2 separate regions of the Homo sapiens genome follow, and region 2 is linked to region 1. Evidence: chromatin contacts called from ENCODE Hi-C or POLR2A ChIA-PET data. All regions are on one chromosome and are shown on one strand. The core of a region is the stretch at or near the end of the contact, and the rest is flanking DNA. Distances in the headings are between cores, read along the strand shown. Region 1 overlaps MYO5C (myosin VC). Region 2 overlaps LOC112268148 (a long non-coding RNA gene).

The links. Hi-C counts contacts between places; a loop is a spot of excess contacts on that map. ChIA-PET counts read pairs that join two places held with the same protein, here RNA polymerase II (POLR2A). Pooled maps may share reads with other maps.
Region 2: a map with no recorded cell type shows a loop between it and region 1 (8-fold over the local background). The contact joins two enhancer-like sites. A Hi-C loop is called at or near these places in 1 of 37 single-sample maps with no recorded cell type and 2 of 50 pooled maps. POLR2A ChIA-PET finds 5 or more read pairs at or near these places in 9 of 52 experiments (A673, AG04450, B cell and 6 more).

Annotation. Positions count from the first base shown.
Region 1 is chr15:52,225,474-52,228,971 of GRCh38, reverse strand. It overlaps MYO5C (myosin VC), which reads left to right. Exons shown (of 41, transcript NM_018728.4): 26 at 3,440-3,498. LOC105370820 (a long non-coding RNA gene) reads right to left here. Exons shown (of 4, transcript XR_007064638.1): 2 at 3,414-3,498; 3 at 2,356-2,474. Among named protein-coding and RNA genes, the nearest start is that of GNB5, 36 kb to the right of the region's middle. Within about 2 kb of position 1,396, at least 5 of the 41 ENCODE cell types and tissues checked have a DNase peak (open chromatin) inside an H3K27ac peak, as active enhancers do; they include B cell, where a contact is called at or near this core.
Region 2 is chr15:51,934,261-51,937,809 of GRCh38, reverse strand. LOC112268148 (a long non-coding RNA gene) reads right to left here. Exons shown (of 3, transcript XR_007064635.1): 2 at 3,456-3,549. Among named protein-coding and RNA genes, the nearest start is that of LEO1, 36 kb to the left of the region's middle. RefSeq lists enhancers at 1,815-2,034, 2,255-2,304. Within about 2 kb of position 1,974, at least 3 of the 41 ENCODE cell types and tissues checked have a DNase peak (open chromatin) inside an H3K27ac peak, as active enhancers do; they include B cell, where a contact is called at or near this core.

The DNA.
Region 1 (3,498 bases), core at 147-2,646:
TGATTTAGCAATCATTGTATTCCATATTTTAAAAGTCAACTTTCTAACTTTTTTGAAATTACATTTATGTAAAGTTATTTAAATATGTCGATGTAGAGAATACTCCCAAATTAGACTGTAAATTGAGGTGAATCCTTATTATATAATCCATCACTATAAATCTATAAACACCTGCATTAAAGTTAAGTTACCTTATTATCAAAATCTTTCATTTAAACTGTTATTAGAAAATTTACTAAAACAATTATCCAATGCACAGTGTGGTGAATGTAGTTAATAAGAGCATATTGTACATTCAAAATTGCTATGAGTAAATCTTAAATGTTCTCACCACAAAAAATGACAAGTATTTGAGGTGATAACATGTTAATCAGCTTGAATTATTCCACAATATATTCATAAATTATAACATCAATAAAGCTATAAATTTTCAATGGTAGAAATTTTTAAGTAAATTTTTATAAAGCTGAGAAGGAAAAATCACATAGAATTTTTAAAACTGCATAATGATATATAAAAATATTGTTACCTGCCGGGCACGGTGGCTCAGGCCTGTAATCCCAGCACTTTGGGAGGCCAAGGCAGGTGGATCATGAGGTCAGGGGTTCTAGACCAGCCTGACCAACATGGTGAAACCCTGTCTCTACTAAAAATACAAAAATTGGCTGGGCGTGGTGGCAGGTGCCTGTAATCCCAGCTACTCAGGAGGCTGAGGCAGGAGAATTGCTTGAACCTGGGAGGCGGAGGTTGCAGTGAGCCGAGATCGCGCCACTGCACTCCAGCCTGGGTGACAGACCGAGACTCCGTCTCAAAAAAAAAAAAAATTGTTACCTGTATCTATCATTAAAAATATATAAATATTCCTGGGCAATTTAATAAAATGCTCTAGAGAAAAATGAATGAATGGATGAAGTAATGATCCATGCTTGGACAATCAAGGCTTAAGTGAATTGTTTCCCTACCAGAAAAGTTAAACCTGAGTGTACCTACGTTCTTAAATGTAAGACATTTCATCATTAAGTTGGAAAGCTTTTAAGCTTCTACTAAATATGTGAAATACATATTAGTAGAGTATTTGTAGGATTATGGAAATAGTCTCTGTAATTGTCATGAACTAGCCATGCGTGGTTTAGAAGAGCTTTTGGAATTGCATCCGGGTGGCCACTGAATTCCACAACTGAAGTGTCTGTCTTTTCTGGGCCCCGTCCCCTATTGTTTAAAAGTAGGAGGTCAGACCACATGATCAGGAAGGGTCACTTTCATTCCTGTGACTGCTTCACTCTTAGCAGCCACATGAGCCTGATGTCAGTCAGTCTGTGGGAGTCCTGTCATCTGGCTGAGGTCTGAGGTCTGTATCTTAAATGTAGGAACTTGTGAGACTGCGCTTGCAGAGAGGTACCAGTAGGTGTCACTCACTTCCTCTTTGGTAGCTAAGACTGGTTCACTCTCCAATGTGATCCATTAAGATTACTTGGGGCTGGGCACGGTGGCTCAGGCCTGTAATCCCAGCACTTTGGGAGACTGAGGTGGGCGGATCACGAGGTCAGGAGATCAAGACCATCCTAGTTAACACGGTGAAACCCCATCTCTACTAGAAAAAAAAAAAAAAATTAGCCGGGCGAGGTAGCACACACCTGTAGTCCCAGCTACTCGGGAGGCTGAGGCAGGAGGGTCGCTTGAACCTGGGAGGTGGAGGTTGCAGTGAGCCGAGATTGCACCACTGAACTCCAGCCTGGGTGACAGAGTGAGACTCCGTCTCAACAAAAAAAAAAAAAAAAAAATTACTCTGGGTTTTTGTGTTTTGTTTTTTGGGTTTTTTTTGAGACAGAGTTTTGCTCTTGTCACCCAGGCTGGAGTGCAATGGCACCATCTTGGCTCACTGCAACCTGCCTCCCAGGTTCAAGCGATTCTCATGCCTCAGCCTCCCAGGTAGCTGGGATTACAGGCATCTGCCACCACACCTGGCTAATTTTTTTTTGTATTTTTAGTAGAGACAGGGTTTCACCATGTTGGCCAGGCTGGTCCTGAAGTCCTGACCTCAGGTGATCCACCCGCACTAGCCTCCCAAAGTGCTGAGATTACAGGCGTGAGCCACCGTGCCCAGCCTACTCTGGTTTTCAAAGAAAATAACTCATGATCATCAAGTTATATGTGTTATAGTCAGTCTTAAAAGCCTAAGTAAATGCAAATCTGACTTGGAACATTTACTGAAACATTACAAAGAAAAGCATGGCCTTCAGGATTTGGATAGTCCTGAGTCCCCCATAAACCTGGCATGTGACCCTGAACGTGCCAGTCAGCCTTCAGTTAAATGTAGCTGCTGTTTGCTAATTGAGAAAAGATCACTCTACTTACCTCATAGGCCTGTTAGGAGGATTAGGTCTTCTAGGTAAAGTGCTCAGCACATATCAGTTTGATTCTCCTGCTTACTCTCTGTAGAAACAGGGGCTGGAGCCCTTAAATACTCAGGGTAACTGAAAAAATATCAAGGAGAGTTTATTCACCTCTGCTGTCCCTGAAAGTCCTTATATCTCCCTCAGATACAAAGCAAAAGCACAGACCTGTGATTCTTATTCAAGCTGAGCTCACAAGGGAGAATAAAGGCAGAATACTGCCTCTTCCCCACAACCAGAGCTGCCCAGGCCACCTCCTTCCCAACAGCCAGCTAACTCCCAGACCTCCTGGACTCACCAGTCTCTGCCACTGCTCCACATCTAAGCTGAGCTGAAGCCAAAACCCACAGTTATGAAGGTGGCAACTTTGCCCATGTCCTTGCACTCAATATTTTATTATCCATTAAAAGAGAATTTTAGCCCGTGATTTTACCTTTCTCAGTCTTCCCCCTGTCCCACCCCACCCCAAGCTTATAGTAGGTATTTTTTTTTCTTTATGTAACAGGGAAGTTAATTTTTTTTTTTTTCGAGGTGGAGTTTTGCTCTTGTTCCCCAGGCTGGAGTGCAATGGTGCAGTCTCAGCTCACTAAAACCTCTGCCTCCCGGGTTCAAGCGATTCTCCTGCCTCAGCCTCCCAAGTAGCTAGGATTACAGGCGTCTGCCACCATGCCTGGCTAATTTTTGTATTTTTAGTAGAGATGGGATTTTACCATGTTGGTCAGGCTGGTCTCAAACTCCTGAACTCAGGTGATCCACCTGCCTCAGCCTCCCAAAGTGCTGGGATTACAGGTGTGAGCCACCATGCCTGGCCCAGGGAAGTTAATTCTACTGATACAACCCATTAGATCTGGCATTTTGAGTAGTTAAGCATGCTTCAAGGCCAAGCTGTGTAGGCAGTGATGGTTTAACAAGATTTTAGCTAAGAAAGAAACTGCAGTGAGGATGTCTTGCATAGACACGCAACGCTGTAATTGTGTTCCCTTTGTCTTATATAAAGCATAATCGTTGTTTTTTCTTTACCTGATTCCGTCATTGCTGTGATTCAGACAATCTCTGAGTTCGAAAAAGAGATAGAACTACTTCAGGCACAGAAGATAGATGTGGA
Region 2 (3,549 bases), core at 725-3,224, 290 kb after region 1:
CGACAGAGCAAGACTCTGTCTCAAAAAAAAAAAAAAATCTACTTTTCCCAAAGCGAACTGATTTTGTTAATGCTTTAAACAAACAAAGTCTTAGGTCTCAGTGAATTCCTGCTGCTCTCTCAACCCCCTTCCTCTCATTCCCCACAAAGAAGCCTTCTGGGCCAGGCTGAGATTCTCTCACAATTCTGGAGACTTGGAGTCCAAAATCAAGGTGTGGGACGGCCATGCTGCCTCTGAAGATTCTTGACAGGGATCCTTCCTTGCCTCTCAGTTTCTGGTAGTTCCTGGTGATCTGTGGCTTTTGACAGTATGACTTCAGTCTCTGCCTCTGTCTTCACATGACCTTCCTTGTGTCTCTGTTCCGGGTCTCAGTATCTCCAGATCTCCCTCTGTTTGTAAGGACACTATTCATTGGATTTAACTCTAATCTGGTGTGATATCATTTTAACTAATTACATGTGCAAAATTCTCTGTTTCCATATAAGGTCACATACTGAAGTTGTGGGTAGACATGGATTCGGCGGGGGGTGGGGGGGTAGGTCACTATTTGATCCACAATGATAACGATGATATTGTTGTAATATAATTGTTAAAATATTGTATTCAAAATTAATGTCAAAAAATCCATAATGAACAAAATGTCAAAATTTTAAATAAAGATGGGATCTGGGCCGGGCGCAGCGGCTCATGCCTGTAATCCTAGCACTTTGGGATGCCAAGGTGGACATCACCTGAGGTCAGGAGATCGAGACCATCCTGGCTAACACGGTGAAACCCTGTCTCTACTAAAAATACAAAATTAGCCGGGCATGGTGGCGCGTGGCTGTAATCCTAGCTACTCGGGAGGCTGAGGCAGGAGAATTGTTTGAATCTGGGAGGCGGAGGTTGCAGTGAGCTGAGATCCTGCCACTGCACTCCAGCCTGGGTGACAAGAGTGAGACTCTGTCTTAAAAAACAAAAAATACAAAGGGACGGGAATTTGATTCCTCTTGATGGGAAGAATGGCAAAGGATTTGCAGGTACGTTTGAAATCCACCACACACATATTTGCCTTCTCTGTGGAGCTCTTCTGCATACACTAATCTTGTCCTTACTGACAGCCTCTACTTTTACTCTTCTTTCTTCCTGGTGCTATTAGTCCAAACTGGGAGTGGTAGTTGTGGGAGGCTTATCCTGAAGCCTGGTTATAGAGAAAGAAAAGTGACATCAAGAGAAGGGAGGCCTAAGTCATCATCATGTCACTTTCCTAACTCAGAAATCTTCAGTGCCAGCTATTTCCTGGCTAATCAAATGGAAACTCCTCTACCTGGTTTTTAAGAGCCTTCATTCTGACTCCAGTCTCTCCAAGGCAACACAGTTTTGTGTGTTTGTGTTAAACATTTTACCAGTAGACACCTGTGTCAGTTGTTAAGCTCTTGTCTCGTCTCCAAACCTACTCTTCTGTACCTGGCATGGTGGTGCTGGGGCCAGGAGTCCACAAACCAGATTTGAGCTTCACCAGCTGCCCCCTATTAGGGGGCGCCAAAGGAAGACTGGAAGCCTGGAGAACTAAGAAGGGATTGCTCCTTCCTGTTTGCTTATGGAACTTTCTGGGGGGCTTCCTGTTGACTTGCCATTTTCTGTGAGAGGACCCACCAACACTTCTTCACCTCAGCAGAGGCAGAGCCTTTCTGCAGCTGCAGAGTCCAGTTTGCAGTTTTGCCAGCACTTGGAGACCCGGCTTCATTTTCTCCCCTGAGAGACATCCGGACCAGCTGGGCAGCAGCTTTTCCTCAGGTATGAGTTAAGCTCCAGGGGGCCCTTTATGTAAGTGTTTAAGTTTTTATAATCCCCCCTCGTCCCTATGTTCCCTCAGCCCCACAGGTGGAAGCTGTTCTTTGCATATGCTATCTCTGTGAACTCTTAGAGTTCCTCTTTTTATACTTTCAATAACCTAGTCCACAACTTTAAACCGAATTGAACTTTAAAATATTCTATCTGTACAGATAACTGGTGTGTTTTCTGTTTCCTGACTAGAACCTGACTAGGTGGTCAAGGAAACGAATCCTCAAAGATGGAGTTTAGGAGTTGGTGTGGGTTTGAGTGCAGTTCTGAGCTCCCCACCAATGAGAAGGGATGCTGGTAGCCCATGGTGTCCACTGGTATCACAATGAGTCAGATTATCTCATTTACTAGAGTAGACTACAAACTGGGGAAAGGAAATACCCAGAACTGGGGGATTACTAGATGCTGGCTCAGTTGATGCTCACTCCTAGAACCTAAAACACTCCACTAAATACAAAGTGGAGACTGACAGTGGTCAGGTGATAGATGGAGTTTTAGCCCAAGTTCAACTCACAGTATGCCCTCCAGATTTACTGACCCACCTTGTGGTTGTTTCCCCAGTTCTTAAATACATGATTGGAGTAGATATATTTTGTCAACTGAGAGATTCCCCACATTGTCTTCTGATCCATGAAGCACCATTAAAGTAGAAAGGACCAAGTGGAAGCCCCTGGAACTTATTTTTCTCACCAGGATAATAAAGCAAAAACAACACTGCATGCTTGGGGGAATTGCAAAGATGAATGATACCATCAAAGACTTGAAAGAAGCAGAGGTGATGAGACCTCTTATATCCCCCATTTATTTATTCATTATTTTATTTCTTTATTTATGAGACAGAGTCTCGCTCCTTATTTACTTATTTTTGAGACGGAGTCTCACTCCATTGCCCAGCCTGGAGTGCAGTGGTGCGACCTCAGCCCACTGCAACTTCCGCCTCCCAGGTTCAAGTGATTCTCCTGGCTCAGCTTCCCGAGTAGCTGGGATTACAGACACAGGCTACCATGCCTGGCTAGTTTTTTTATATTTTTAGTAGAGGGAGGGTTTCACCATGTTGGCCAAGCTGCTCTAGAACTCCTGACCTCAGATGATTTGCCTGCCTCAGCCTCCCAAAGTGCTGGGATTACAGGCATGAGCCGCTGCACCCGGCCACATCCCTAATTTAGCTCACCTGTATGGCCTATTGGCAGATTGATCTTGGAAATGACTGGTTATCTTACACCGAATCAAATAATGACTATACTAGCGGCTGCTTTTTTTTTTTTTTTTTTTTTGAGACAGTCTCACTCTCACCCAGGCTGGGTCACTAGAATTGTGAGAAATATATTAAGCAGAGGAGGACATGTATCCTTCAAAAGCTGTAGGCAGGGCCAGGTGTGGTGGCTCACGCCTATAATCCCAGCACTTTGGGAGGCCGAGGTGGGTGGATCACCTGAGGTCAGGAGTTCAAGACCAGCCTGGGCAAATGCTTTTTTCCCCTCCATATTAATATGTAATGACAAATAGAAACAGTTTGCTTTTACTTTTTAGACCAATGGCACCCCTCATTAGACCAATGGTACCCCTTATTAGACCAATGAAGCCCCTTTGGTCTGAGGCAACAGTCTTGCCTCACAGCTACATGGACTTACCTATAATACTTTGCATATGGAGTCTGCAAAAATCGTGACCATCTTTATGTTCCCCATGTCACACTGGTCCACTGCATTGATGACATTATGCTGA